2 separate regions of the Mus musculus genome follow, and region 2 is linked to region 1. Evidence: chromatin loops called from intact Hi-C (ENCODE). Cell type or tissue: heart. All regions are shown on one strand.

Region 1 (8,000 bases):
ACATACAGAGGTCAGAGGAAACCTGCAGGAGCCAGCTGTCTCCTCCCACTATGGGTTTTATATACACTGATGACTAGACCACTCCTTGGCTCGGCTAAGGGGAAGGCTTTTGTTGTGGATATGAGATGAGGCCAGCCACAGGCATCTGGAAAAATCTAGATCAGAGAGAAAGGAGTAGAACGGACAGGACCAGGGTTCTGTGAGAGAGGGAAGACCGTAAGAGACCAGAGAACCAGAGAGAACAGAGTGTGAGAGGCAGGAGCTGAACACAGAGAAAAAGCATAGCAAGAATTGCAGAGTTCTAGGGAGAACAGAGGATCTGGGGAGGGAAGCCATGAACTGGAGGGAGGGAGGGTCCAGGAGGAGGTGAGAAGGACTGGCATGGGAGCCTGAACTTTGAAATGTATAACAGGGACTGTGACACTAAAGACTCCAAGAGCTGCTTGGAAACCAGCATGAGGTTTGCTATGCTAATAGGCACCACAGGTGGCCACGTCTCTTATTTATTTATTATAATTTATCTATTTTTATCTGCACTGGTATTTTGCCTTTGTGTGTGTCTGTGTGAGGCTGTCAGATCTTGGCGTTACAGACAGTTGTGAGCTGCTATGTAGGTGCTGGGGATTGAACCCAGGTCCTCTGGAAGTGCTCTTAACCGCTGAGCCATCTCTCCAGCTCGGTAGCTATATATCTTTTATGCCAAAGATAAGGGATATAACTCCTTTTGGTAGAACATCAAAGAAGATACTAGAAGGTATAAAGATCTCCCATGTTCATGAATTGGCAGACTTAAGATTTGAAAGAAGTCTCCGGGCGTGGTGGTGCATGCCTTTAATTTCAGCACTTGGGAGGCAGAAGCAGGCGGATTTCTGAGTTCGAGGCCAGCCTGGTCTACAAAGTGAGTTCCAGGACAGCCAGGGCTATACAGAGAAACCCTGTCACGAAAAACCAAAAAAAAAAAAAAAAAAAAAAAAAAAAAAAAATTGAAAGAAGTCGTGCTACAAAACAGCTTATTGATTCAACGCAATTTCCATCAAAGTTCCTATGTTATTCTAAACAGAAGTAGAAAAAAATACAAAATCCACACGGAAACACAAATGATCCTGAACTGCAGAAGCAAGCTTGAACAACGCTGAGCAACGATGTGGTAAAACACCACGGCCATAAACGATGTGGTGGTGAGGAAAGGGTTTGTGTCAGCTTACAACTCTCAGGTCGTGCTCCATGGCCCAAGGAAATCAGGACAGGAACTGAAGCAGAGACCCCCAAGGGAGAGGTGCTGCTTACTGGCTTGCTTCCAGCAGTTTGCCCCGCTTGCTCTTTTATACAGCCTGGGAACTCTGCGGAGGGGTGGGGTGGCTCTACCCACAGTAAGCAGGAACCTCCCACATCCATCATCAATCATGCTGCACAGACCTGCTGTTTAGATAATGGGATGACTTTCTTTCTTCCCAAGTGAGTCTGGTTTGTATCAAGTTGCCAAAAACTCACCACCAGTGAATGTTTGCTACTAAACCTGGCCCCCAAAAAGAGGAAACGTTTTTTAAAAGGCCAGGTACTTATTGGTTCAACGCAATTTTCATCAAAATTCCTATGTCATCCTTCACACAATAATCCCAGAACAAATTAGGCAGAGGTAGGGGAACCTCTGTAGTTTGAGACAAGTCTATTCTACAAAGTAAGTTCCAGGCCAGATGGAGGTGCGTGGTGAGAACTTGTCTAAAAATTAATAAGTAAGTAAATAAAAAAGAAACAAATTATTGACAGATGATATTGTGTCAAGTTAGAAATAGGTACATAAGGGAATCAATTACTAGAGTCAGGAGCCTGAAGAATAAGACAAATTTTTTTCCTGTCAACTATTCATGTGACAGGGAGTTAATATTTAGAAAATTATGAACTAAAAAATTTAAATGCCCAAAGAACAAGTAATCCAATCAATCAAACAAATTCAATAGAATTTTCAAGATAAGTACAAAAAAAATGGCTGTTAAAAGTCATGAAAAATGTTCATAGCCACAGTTAGCCACCAGAGACATGCAAATTAAAAGTACATTGAGATTCCATATGACCCTGGTCAGCCTTGTTGAAAGAAGGATGGATATAAATAAAGTATATTCTATATACCCATGAAAACTTCATGATACAGACTGGTTTGTACAGTTAGTGTATAGTAATTCATGCATATGACACAAACACACACACACACACACACACACACACACACACACACAGATCATAAGTAAGGGCCAGGGTCTGGAGAGGTGGTTCAGCATTAAGAATACACTTTTGGTACACAGATATTCCTGCAGACAAAACACTCATACACATTATACTGAAAGACCCACAACGTGAGGACTCCCCCACGTTCTGACTCAGGAGAGGCGACACCCCAAATCACTCACGAGAAACGGTCTTGCTGCAAACTGCAAGAGCACTTTTAATTCAAGAGTGCTCTCGGGCCCACGGTCATACACCATGCAGGGGTAGAGGACCGTGGCACCCCGAGTAGCTGGGTAAGTGGGTATTTAAAGGAAGAAACCACAACTCAAGGAAGTGGGGAGGGCTTTGTTGGAAAATACCCAAGATACCAGTTAAGAGTCACAAGGAAGTGCAAAGTCACAAGAGTCACAAGGAATACCTGGTAATTGTGCAGGTTATCTCTCAAGACAGTTTCTAAGAGCCCCTAACAATAGCACATTTGCATAACGGGTGTCCCCCCCCCAATGGTTAGGGTGACTTTCTTTAAATGAACACTCTTTGAACCCTGGAAGCAGGTGGGTGGAGGAACGTCGTCTATCTGTTTTATGATTATCATACCTTGGAGCATTGAGTCACAGAGGTCACATTCCCAAGCCTGGGCCTAAAGGCCTAGAATTTTGCTTTTATATTTTTTCAATACATATGTAAAGTCTGTCATCTGAGGCCTTTCTTTACACTCTGACGCAACAATTTATAAATACTGGCTATTTTATTGATTGGTTTTAATTTTAGACACATTTTAGCCCAGTGTTATTTAGCTTGATGACTGAGACATCTGGCTCCTTTGCATTTTGCATTGAGTTCAGGGCCTCTTACACCAACCCTGACCTGCCCAGCTCTGTGGTAATCTGGGGCTAAGTACAGCAATCAGTAATTATGATTAGGTTGTCTTGGGCATATCTGACCGGTTTGGATAGACGCTGGTCTGTTTTTATGCCTAACTACCGTTCTTTGTTTACTCGATAACTTTGGATTTAGTTTTTCTGGAGACTAGGTTGGACCACAAAGATCCCAATGAACTGTGACACCTGTAGGATTTGGAGGAGTGAGAAGTAAATGTGTTTGCTGCCCCCACACGGCAAGAATGGGAACTGCTAAGGAATCTGCATTCGGAGAGCCCAGAAGCAAAGCGTCCATTGATTACTGCCTCAAGGAAGGGGCCTGGAAGAATCGCTGGGCGCAACTCTCTCTGGAACAACAAACTAATGGCAGAGAAGTCAGAAGCGGGCCAGGAAGTATGCAGTACAGGAAACTGGATGTCGCTATATTATGGACAGTACCAGCTCTGCAGACTAACAGTTCCCCTTACAGAGCTGTGAATCTCACAGGAGGTGGGTGGTTATAGAAAACAAACTAGTGAATACCAGGCCAGGCAGGAGGTGGTAAACTTTTTGGAAGAAAACAACGTGTGTGTGTGTGTGTGTGTGTGTGTGTGTGTCCTAAAACTAGAAGTCGGGGAGCACAGAAGGTGAGGGCTAAGGAGGCCCTTCCTGCACAAACTCTCCCAACTGAGTTTCATACCTCGAACCCAAATAAAAGGTAGAAGGTGAGAACTGACTCCAACACACTGTGGCACAAACACAACGGTAATAAATAAATAAATAAATAAATAAATAAATAAGAAAGAAGATCGTAAGACATAAGGAAGAGAGAACCTTTAAGATGGGGAGACTTTTGGGGGCCGGTAATGGACTGTGTGTGTGACAGGAACATAGAAGTGGAGACTGTTGAGGGAGTGGGGATCAGCTAGAGGGAGCCGAAGATCCAGGGATGCTGGTGGGAGAGGCAAAGGAATTTGATTATAATGGATTATATTGACGCAGATGTATGAAAACGTCACAATGATATCCATTCCTTTGCTTACCAACGACAAATATTAATTAAACTGCATTAGTTACTTGATTCGTGGCTCTGACAAAATACCCAACAGAAGCAACTTAAGATGGGGAGGTTTACTTGGGTTCGCAGTTCAAGCACAGCCAGTCCGTAAAGGTGCACAGTATCATGGCGGCCGATGCCCGAGGCTGCTGGTCACACTGCATCTGCAGTAAGGAGGAAGCGGGGGTGTGTGTGTGTGTGTGTGTGTGTGTGTGTGTGTGTGTGTGTGTGAACGTTGGTGCTCAGCTTGGTTTTTATTCAGTCCCTGACCCTAGCCCGTGGAGATGTGCCAGCCACGCTTAGGGTGTCTCTTCCCACCTGGATTTACTTAACCTAGAAAATCCCTCACAAACAGCACCAGAGGCTCGTAACCTAGCAGATTGTAAACTTACCTAACTGCCAATATTAACCAGCGCCGGGGGTGGGGGGTGGGGGTGGGGGTGGAGTTAGAGGAAGGGAAAGGAGAGGAAAGGAGAAGTCATGTACAAACCCTGGAAGACGATGAAGAGAGAGAATGTATTGATGCCAGCCAGCTCTGCTTTTTCCCTCGCGTTACCCAGGCCCTGCTGCACACTAGGCTGGACCGGAAGAAATGCAGCTTAGTCGGCTGGTGGGTTAGACAGGATCTCGGTCTGCGTGAGTGCAGGAGAAACAGCTTTCTCTGGAGACAGTTTTCAGTGAAACAGCTCTCCTTTATTGGGGGTAACAAGGGCTATATAAACCTTGGTGAATAGTGGTTTTCGGGGTGAGTATACATTATTGGCTGGTGTCGAGCTGCTGGGGATGTCTGGTTTACGTGAAGAGGAATTCCAGATGCTCGATAGACGTGTCCTTATGAGAGAGGAAGTTTCACTGGTAATCTGGCCACCAGGCTACATGACCTCTCAAGGGTGGTGGAGGTGGGGGGTCGTGCGTAAGACTGCGTGCGCAGGGACATGCAAGCCTGGAGCAGGGAAGAAGCAGTCCTACTCCTTCCGGTCTCAGTTGGGGTGGGGGTGGGGGTTAGACGCATCTCGACTCCGCCCTTGCTCTGGACTGGCTCCTACAGGTTCTACAGCTTTCAGGCCCCGCATTGAAATGTTTAAGAATGCAGAGAAGCCCTGTCTCGAAAAAACAAAACAAACAAACAAAACAAACAAACAAACAAACAAACAAAAAGAATGCTTGCTTCTCTTGCAGAGGGCCCATATTTGGTTCCCAGCAACTCACAACTGCTTGTAACACTAATTTCCAGGGGGGTCCAATTCCCTCTGTGGCCTCCACAGGCACCCACAAGCAATTAGTGCTCATATAAACAAATAGGCACACACTCACACACAATTTTTGTAAATATGCGTGCGCGCGCGCATGTGTGTGTGTGTGTGTGTACATACATACTGGATGTGGTGGGATGGCTCTGCAGGTAAATGTGCCTGCTGCCAAGCCTGTCTACCTGAGTTTGATCCCCAGGACCCACATGGTAGAAGAAAAGAGCCAACCCCAGCAAACCATCCTCTGACCTCCACAGATGAATCATCATGACACATGCAAACCCACACACATACACACAAAATAAATAGAGAGATGTAATTCAGGAGGCTGGAGAGATGGCTCAGTGGTTGAGAGTACTCAAATTCAGCTCCCAGCACCCACATTAAGCGTCTCACACGTGCTGTGACTCCAGCGGGATCCAGGAGAGCCTACCTCCTTCTGGTCATTGAAGATGGCATACACTCGGATACATACACACAAGTAAAATAAACCAGCGCTGGAAAGATGCTCAGTAGTTAAGACTTGCCGCTCTTGCTGAGAACTGGGGTTCAGTTCTCTGCACTCACATGGTGGCTCATGATTCCCTGTGACTCAAGTTCTAGGGGACTCAGTGGCCTCTTTTGGCCTCCAAAGGCACTAGACATGCACTCGGTGCCCAGACACGCATGCAGACAAGACACTCATACAAATGAATAAAAATGAATATATTTTTAAAAATAAAATAAATTCTTTAAAAAATGTGATAAAAAAAATAGAACACATAAAAATAAAATACTTTTAAAAATGTGATTTTTAAAAATAATAGAACAAAACAAAACAAACTAATATTATTAAATTATCTTTCTGAAGAGTCTGTATTTGGGGGTAAGATTCCAAGAGGAAGGTAGAACTATTGGGACGACTGAATGCAGCTCTCCAAACTCCTCCAAAGTGCTTTGGGAGCATTTCAACTGTTTTATATATTATTCATGTAATGTAAAAGTTTCATAGGTTCCTCTTATAGCTGTTTCAAGATCTAGATAGCATAGCATGATCTGATTTCGTAAGACCCAGGAACCTTGTGTCAGCTATTTAAAAAAAAATGAATCCAGAGCACTGTTTACCACCAGATGGCAGAATACAATAAAATTTCAATAACCAAATACTGCTCTTCAAATGGCCTAAGGATAGTCCAGGTACAAGACTTTGTGATTCACAAATCACTGTTTTGTTTGTTTGTTTGGTCAGTTGGTTTTTTGAGACAGGGTTTCTCTGTGTAGCCCTGGCTGTCCTTGAATTTAACTGTAGACCAGGCTGGCCTCCAACTTACAGAGCTCTGCCTGCCTCCGCCTCCCAAGTGCTATAAAGAAATGTGTGAGCCACCACAGACACAAACCTTTTGGACCTGAGAGTTAGTCTTTCCAACACCACTCACTATGTTACTATCCGTGTTCTCATTTTCAGATGGAGAAACTAAGTTTATTTATTTAAAAAAAAGTTTTATTACATTTATTTGTTTGGGATTTGTTTGTGTGCAGATGGAGACAAGAAGTGCTTTGGGGGGCGTGGTCAGAGGACAACTTTTGGGAGTCTGTTCCCTCCTTCCACCATGTGGGTCCATGGGATTGAGCTCAGTCCTTAGATTTGACAGTAAGTGGCTTTATGGGCTGAGCCATCTGGGTGACTCCAAACTTACTCATTTTAATTGATCGACATCTGTGTTGTCAGACACTCTAAAGTACATATCTCATGTCACAGCCCAGTGACTAAGAAATGACTGTCTCCATTTTAGAACAGAAAAAATAAATCTCTGTCTTGGTTCAGGGCATTCAGCAACTGAAGAGGTATTAAACGCCCGACCTTGGACATCAGGCTTTGTGGTTTCCTACCACAACTTATGACATTCTGGAAGCTTCTAGGAAGAAAGCCCTGTGCTGGAACCTTGCACTGGGTGGCAATGCCTGCAGGTCTGCATTTCTTAGACTCTGAAAGCTACAGAAAGCAAAGAGGAGAATGCGGAACATCTGTGTGTGAGACTCACGCCTTCTGATACCAGGTGGGCAGGAAGTTACGCACGAAGTAGCAGAAGAAAACCACAGAGAGTGGCATGTTGGTGGCTGTGTCTCCTAATGTTCTGAATGGCTTTCTCTCACCTCTGTGCCCTAAACAGAGGGACTGAATCTGCACAAGACCCGACAGGGTTATAATATCACTTGCATTGTGGGTTTGATGTACCCTCCTTTTGTAATCTTTTCAAAAGGTTCATGGGAAGAGAGACCTGAAAAGGGAGATCTGGCCTACCACAATTTGGAAAGGAAGAGAGATCACTTTACGCCATGATCATATCATCCACCTCATAAGTATCCATAAAACTCTTCTACAGTCCACAGTGCAGAACTCCCTGGACGACTTCCTGCCTTGGGGCAGCCGACTGCCATCCAACTTTGGAGTATCTGCTTTGCTTAGCTTTGCTAAATAAATTTCTGCTTATATTGAATATATCTTTTTTAAAAATTTTTCAGTTTTTCAAGACTTGTTTTCTCTGTGTAGCCCTGGCTGGTCTGGAACTTGCTCTGTAGACCAGACTGGACTTAAACTCTGAGACCCACCTGCCTCTGCCTCCCGAGTAC
Region 2 (8,000 bases), 130 kb after region 1:
ATTAATGGTCAAATATATTTGATAAAAGTTCACTTTTGGTATTCAATGGTGCGCTGTCATAGAGCCAACAGATCACAGATTTACTATAATTTTAGGGACATTTTTATTCCAACATTTCATGAAAGGCAAACTATTCTATTAGCTAATCCAGTGGCATAAATAAGAATTATTAAAACCCATCTAGATTATTACTTTATTGACATTCCTCACCTGCACATCCTGTGATATACAGTGTTTACCTTGGAAGGACAATACCTGACAGCACAAAAGGGAAAATTGAAAACCAGACCTTTGCAGAGAGAGAAGCAGGATCATTATGTAAACAGCCACCATACCTCATGCAGAGCCTGCCGCATAAATATCACACCATCAAACAAGAGACGTAAATTATTGTACCTGCGATGTAATTGAAAATTGGATCATACATTAGTGAAGTCCCCATTTATCTAATCACAATCAGTTCCCATAAAATCTCATTTAGGAAAGCCGAGTGCAGTCCAGAGAGGTGGCAGTGTGAATTTTCACCACAGAGCTCTGAGTTTGGATTGAGATCTCGGTAAGATTTGCAGGTTAGGTTCTGTTGCTCCCTGGGGCACACTTGTCATGACTCTGGATCTCTCTCGATGTGTATTGAAAAGTCCAGCCTCCCATCCAGGGAAAAGACAGCTCAACCCACATTCAAGACTTTGTTTTTAAATACTAGTCTAAAGACAGTGTCAAACTCACGGGGCCAGGGGCTGGAGAGATGACTCAACACTCAAGATGGTGAATTTCTCTCACAGAGGACCCAAGTTTGGTTCCCAGAACCCATGTCAGGCAGGTCTCAACTTCCTGTAACTCCAGCTCCAGGGAACCAGGAATTCTCTTCTGGCCTCTGTGGGCACCAGCACCCAAGTGACAGCCACACAGAGACACATAATTAAAACAAGAAAGGAACCTGGATGGACTTATCAATTGATTGGTTGCCCAGTGTCAGATGGTCAGCCCTGAAAGCATACATTCAGATGACATTACATGAACAGAACAGGTATATGTGTATACACATATATGTATGCAATAACAAATTTTTACTAAAAAAAGAGGCCATGCATTTGAAGGAGATCCAGGAAGGGTTTATAGGAGGAATAAAAAGGAAGAGAGAATGTAATTGAATGATAACCTCAAAACAAAACAAAACAAAAAACAAAACAAAACAAAAAACCAACCCAGCCAGCCAACCAACCAATAACAATAGCAAAACCAACCAACCAACCAAACATATAAATTAAACAAAAACACCTAAAAACCATGGTTAAAAAAAACAAAACAACCCGCGAGTCCAGCCCAGTGAGCTCTTGGTCTTCTCACTTTCCCACTTCTCTATGACTATAGTGTGGTCTTTTACACTCATCTATCAGCTCATACATTGTTTGGCTTGATGAATGCACACTCAGTGCACATGTGGCCTCTGAGTGATGAGGAGAAGATGCACAGGTTGCCAAACAGCTGCCTCTGTCTTGTGGTGCTGTCTGACCCAAGCAGAAAAGTCCCAGGACTACTTACGCTTCTCCAAACTGCGGGATGCAGAAGAAAGACAGAAGGGAAAGAGGGTCTGGAGATGGGCTCAGCCAATGAAGGGCCCAGAACACACATAAAAGCTGGGTGTGTACTGTAACCCTATGACTGGGAGGCAGAGACAGGCAGATCCTGGAGCTCACTGACCCGAAAACCCAGCCCCATTAGTAAGCTTCAGGACGAGGAAAGACCCTATCTCAAAACAAAAGAAAAAAATCGTGGGTGGTACTGAGCAATGGCACCGTGGTTGTCCTCTGCCACCCCACCCCTCATATAAGCATGCACACATGCACCCTTCTGCAGGGAACACAGCCAACCAGCCAGACACACACACACACACACACACACACAGAGGGGGGGGTCACCACCTCTACTTTGTACTTGGTGAAGGACATGCTTCAAGAATGGCTGGGAAAGGCACGAACACCGAGCAGAAATGTCGATCCATGTACAGGATTAAGGATGGGGCTTGGGGAAAAAGAAATACTGAGTCTGAGACATGGCAATTGCAACCAGGCAAGGGAGGAAGATGCAGGGTGAGGCTGGGAAGCCAATGAAGAGGAGAGGAGTTACACAATGGTGCTTAGGCCATGCTAAGGGATTCTATTGTGAATGGGGTTGGAATTCATTTAAAAAAAATTGAAATGGGACTGGGGAGACAAGTACAGAGAGCCACACAGGCTGATCCTTCACCAACAGACAGAAGTGGCCTGAGACAGGCCAATTGGAGGCTGTTACCAAGTAAGGGAAATGTTTATAGTTCAGGTATGATTGCTAGTGAGGAAAATGGAGAGAAATAAATGGATTTAAGATATTGACGGTGCTGGAGAGGTGTGGATGCTGGGCAGGGATGCAGTAGAGGAAGGCATTAGGGAAGTCTACTGGGTCTGCAGCTTGGACATCTCAGTGTTTGGTGATATGAATCCCCGGCAGGACAGGGAACACAACAGAGGGCCAGCAGCCATGCTGTCACCGCAGGCACTTTCTTTGTTGTGTTTACTGTCATAAACAAATGATACATTGGGGGCTCGGGCTCTTCCCCATAATGATGACAGATGAAGGGGTCAAAGCCACTTTTCAGCAGTCTCTGAGAGAATACTGATTTTTCTTTCCTGAATTTATCAATATAAAATGTGCTAATGGATATTAATATTCGATCAGTTGGGTTTGCATTTCTCACCAACCGCCAGGAAAGCATCATGACCCTCTTAGATTTTCAATGGATAAAACATGAATTACTTTAACAAATTTCCCCTTGCAATGTCTTGATTATGTATTCCGACGAAAGAGAGTGTATTTGTGAACCATCATGAACAATAATAATCACAATATATTTCAATTTATGGACACACAAGCCTGAAGGCCTCCAGGCATTTTCACAGACAACAACTAAGAGAGTACCTTGTCATCAAACAAGCCAATATGCCCAAATCAATAGATGCTAGCATTGTTCTGTAAATAAACTTCTGTCCTCAGAAAGCAACATTAAAGAATTGCTACACATCAACTATATATGTGTATATATAGAATATAATTCAACAATTCATCTTATCTTGAAATATTCTATAGTTATACAGTCTATAGATTGGAAGGGGCGTGGGCCTCACTTCTGTTACTTTACCGAGTAGCTGACACCTGTCTTACCAAGTACTACCTGGCCATCTTTTGCTAGCCTCATCCAGGAAAGCATCAAAGAGTTGGGGAGGGAACACGGAGGCAGATTCTTGGATCCTGCTGGCCAGCCAGTTTAGCCAATCAATGAGCATAGGGCTCAGGGATCATCCCTGGGTCAATGTATATATTATATTATATATTAAATTATGTATCATTATAATACATAATATATATATAGAGAGGAGAATGAATGAACAAGACACCTAATGTCTACCTCTGGCTTCCGCATGCACGTGTACTTGTATGCACAGGTACACACACACACACACACTCCACACATGGACACAAACAAACAATTTTTTGTTTTGTTTTTGTTCTGTTTGTTTTTCAAGGCAGGGTTTCTCTGTGTAGCCCTGACTGTCCTGAAACTAGCTCTGTAGACCAGGGTGGCCTTGAACTCAGAGCTTTGCCTGCCTTGCCTGCCTCTGCTTCCGGAATGCTGGGATTAAATCCTGTACCACCTAACTCTCTCTTTTTGTCTCTGTTTCTGTCTCTGTCTCTGTCTCTCTCTCTGTCTCTCTCTCTCTCTCTGGGCCCTGAGAAGACACTGTGCCTCCACGGTCAGGGTGGCAACAATGGCGAGCTCTGCTCTAGCCATTGGTGTGTCATTTGAAATTCTGACCCCAGAACAGCTTTTTGCCAACTTTGTAAGCTACCAGGTGTCTCTTCTCTGTGAAGTATTGTAGAAATTATTTTATGCTGACCTGGGGTTTCCACCCAGCCTTATCACTCAGTTCCTGGAAAAACACTCACACAACCTTTATATTTACAAAAAGGCTCAGACGGCACAAGAGCTAGGCAGATATCTACCCTTTATGCTATTAGAATCTACTTTCCTATCGATAACCCTGAGTCATTACTTATTATGTTTCATTTGGACTGCTCTTAACTCCAATTGGTCAGCCCTCAGGGCCATGTTTTCATGACTCACCTAACCCATGGTGCCTTCCAGGGCCATGTTTTCATGACTCACCTAACCCACGGTGCCTTCTCTCTCCCCCTTCACCTTCTTTTCCCTTTGTGGTTCTCTTCCTACTCCCAAACTCAGGAACCCTAAACCCCTCCTACGTCTTGTCTGCCTAGCTATTGGCTGTCAGCATCTTTATTTACCAATCAAAAATAACTCTTGGGCAAGGTCACACAGTGTCATTTGGGTCTAAGTGTTGACTCTAATCTCTCTGGGACAACCAGTTTTTGGGGACCCAATGTTAGTATTAGAATACAAGCAGCATCAGGCCAACCCACTGCAGTGAAGAACACTTCAGCTATGCATCGCTAGCTTCAACAGTTGCCAGCCTCATGCTGTTTTCCTTCCCTGCATGTGTGTGCTGTTTGTTTTGTATTTTACCTCTTGAAAGTTGTGTGTCTGAGAGCTGTTGACTTCTGGCACATTATTCCTAAAGGATTCGGCAGGTACCTCCTCCTCAGGTAATCTCCACAAACTGTGAGTCTGCAATCAGGCCTAAAACAACCATTCTATCCCAGCACCTGGCAAGTGCTGTCCATACTGCATTCTCCCAGCCAGAAGATACCTTTTTCAAGGCACTTGTGTCTGCCTGCCTGTATGTGGAACCTAGAGGCCAACCTTGTGAATCAGAACACCATCCCTTTCAGACAGCGCCTCCTGCTGGCCTGGAGCAGGAAGTACTGTCTGAAAGCTGCTGTCCACCAGGCTCCAGGGACTCACCTGTCCCTGTTTCCCTTGTGCTGGGATCACAGGTGCACAGCATTACCCAGAGGTTGTTCGTTTGTTTGTTTGTTTGATTGATTTGGATGCTTGGATCAAACTTGGATCTTCCTGCTTATGATTCAAGCAATATCTATCTATCTATCTATCTATCTATCTATCTATCTATCTATCTATCTATGTCTGAAACAAGATCCAATCTGTGCTTGTTTGCAGTTCTGTCTCTTTGAGACATGTCTAGTTTTTATTTTTAAAGACTTATTTTTGGTGTGTGTATGAGTTTGTGTGTCTGCATGTATGTCTGTACAGTGCCTGTGGAGGCCCAAAGAGGCTGTAAGATCCCTTGGAACTGGAATTACAAATACTTGTGGGCATCCACGTGGATACTGGGAAGCAAACCCAGGTCCTCTGAAGAGCAGCCTGTGGTCTTAGCATCTGAGTCATCTCTCCAGCCCCTATTTCTAGCTTTTAAACATTTACTCATAGTGTTGACTATTTGAAGGCAAACCATTATATACTCTTCATATTAGAAATCCCTCTGGGTGCTTTGAACTTTATTCTCCTTCCTTGTATTCTCTGTAAGACTAAAATTAGGGGTGGATGCCTGATGAAATTCAAGTTAGTATGTTTTGGATGAGCATATTCCATAAAGGAGTTGCACACATGATATATTACTGAGGCATCCTGCTGTTAATGGCACTGAGTTTGGTCACTTTGTCAGGAGCGTCACTCCATTGTAAATGGAACCTTTCCCTTTTACAAATACTTCTGTAGTAAATAATCTTCATTTGTCAGCAGTCAATATCCCCATTCCCCCAAATCTTCCACATTACAGTGTGAAGACCTCCTGGATAAATTGACATGGCAATATCATATACATATGTATGTGTATGTGTGTGTACATAGGTATATATAATTCCTATATTTTGAAGTTAAAATATATTTACATTTCCTCTCCCTTTTCTCCCTCTAACCCCTTCCGCATATCCTATTATTGTCCCTCAATTTGATAGCTTCGTTTTCTTTGATTGCGTGTGTGTGTGTGTGTGTGTGTGTGTGTGTGTGTGTACCTCCTCATAAATACTGTTCAGTCCATACACTTGTATGTATGTTTCCAGGGCTGACTTCTGGCATTGGATAACCAACTGGGGTTCTCTTCCCTGGGGAAGACTATTTCTCTCACTCTCAGCATCCCTTGTAAGCCTGTGTTCTTTGTCTAGGGTCAAGGCCCCATGAGATTTTCCTCTTCTGGGTTAGTATGTCTGCTGATGTTGTTTTTGTTTGGTCTAGTTTAGACAGCCACACTTATGAGACTTTAGGGGTGTAGTTACTCTGACATTTCTAGCAGCCACAGCATCACAGCAACCTCCCTGTTCCTCTGGCTCTTATGCTCTTTCCTTGTGCTCTCTCTTCCTCTATGATCCTGGAGCCTTCTCTGCAGGAGTTGTATTGTGGGTGTATCATTTGGGACTGGGCACCCCACCATCACTCGCTCTCTGCTGTTTGATCAGCTGTGGGGTTTGTTTTGTTTTAATGGTCTCTATCTGTTGCAGAGACATTTCTTTGATGAGGGAAAGGTAAGACCACCATTATCTCTGGGTATAAGGTGCTTTCTTTCTTTCTTTCTTTCTTTCTTTCTTTCTTTCTTTCTTTCTTTCTTTCTTTCTTTCTTTTTAAATAGACTCACTTTCTCCTTTGTCAGCCAAAATGAGTTTCTGTCGTAAGCCACCTTCTATCAGTCAGAAGCAGCAAAGAAGAACAAGGTCAGAAGCCTGGAGAACAGGTTTGGAATCACTACTGTGTTACCCTTGGCTGAACTTGATCCTTGGTGGTGGATATAAAGCATCCTTGGTTGGATATTTCCATGTGGGTCTCTCACTTCTGTCTTCTATTTTCCAAAGTGGTGTCTGGAAAGAAATGAAACATTACACACTGAAAGTCTGTCAGCCGGTGATGGCTAATGACACCTCATATGGAAACATAATCATCCATAAATTTATATATTTATTGACCCTTTTGTATACTCTATATCTCTATCTATGGTTTTGTGTGTGTGTGTGTAAGTATGTATGTATGTATGTATGTGTCTTCTGTGTATCATCTGAGTATCTATCATCTTCCTATTAATCATCTATCATCAATCACCTGTCTATCCATCTATATGTTATCTACCATCAATGTGTATATGTGTCATCATCTGCCATTTATGCATTATCTACCTATCTATATATCTATCATCAATCACCTATGAATACTTGTATCTATCATCTTCCAGCATTTGTCTCAACCTATCAACTATTTATATATCATGTTCATATATATATCACCAATTATCTATGTATGTATTATCATCTATACATATCTCATACATGATACATCTATCATACATATTTCTATCTATATGCTGTCTGCCTGCCTACCTATCCATCTATCCATCTATCCATCTATCCATCCATCCATCCATCCCTCTCTCTCTCTCATCATCTGCCTATCTATCTATCTATCTATCTATCTATCTATCTATCTATCTATCTATCTATATCTTCTATCTTCTCAGATAGTCATTCCATGGAATGGGAGGTCATGTGTAATAATATCTGTGTAGCAGGTGAAGAAATTGAGACACTAAGTGTCCAGGTTAGTTAGCCAAGTATATGGTTCATTCATGGCAGAAATAGAGGAAAGTTTCTCACTTCAGAGTCATTGCTCTTTACCATAATTAAGCTGTGTGAAGAACAGTTATTTAGAGCTGTCATAAAGCAAACAGCATGTCCAGTCCAAATACATCTCAGAATCTCTCTTCAGACTAGTGTTGGTATGCAGCATTTCTCCCCCTGCAGTTACCAGCTCACTTCTAAGCCATCAGCCCACAGTTGGACCAGTAAATAGCTAAGTGTCCAGGCCTCACCAGTTTGTGGAGGTTTGTGGAGGTGACTCCCCCAGGACCTGCGCCTGATTACCACTTCCCGTAGATTCCTTCAGTTATTAGTGTAATTGATGTGTCACGGGCTTCATCTGTGATTTGTTGTGGGCTCATTGATTAACAAGGGGTTGGCAGAGCCCAGTGTTTTTCTGCTGTCTTCTT

The links. A loop is a pair of places that touch in the nucleus more often than their neighbours do. Peaks named below come from ENCODE experiments on the same cell type or tissue, not always from the same donor. Only the 100,000 strongest peaks of a DNase experiment are listed, where the experiment ranks them.
Region 2: a loop joins it to region 1, with 5 times the contacts of the local background. A loop is called at or near these places in 2 of 42 quality-filtered maps.

Annotation. Positions count from the first base shown.
Region 1 is chr9:70,079,647-70,087,646 of GRCm38, reverse strand. It overlaps Gm39369 (a long non-coding RNA gene), which reads left to right and starts at 4,602. Exons shown (of 3, transcript XR_870892.2): 1 at 4,602-4,750; 2 at 7,195-7,426; 3 at 7,631-7,856. In heart, CTCF peaks have their summits at 3,343 and 6,497 (motif pointing right); no DNase peak of the experiment used is centred here.
Region 2 is chr9:69,946,005-69,954,004 of GRCm38, reverse strand. No RefSeq gene overlaps it. Among named protein-coding and RNA genes, the nearest start is that of Bnip2, 39 kb to the left of the region's middle. In heart, a CTCF peak has its summit at 4,860 (motif pointing left); no DNase peak of the experiment used is centred here.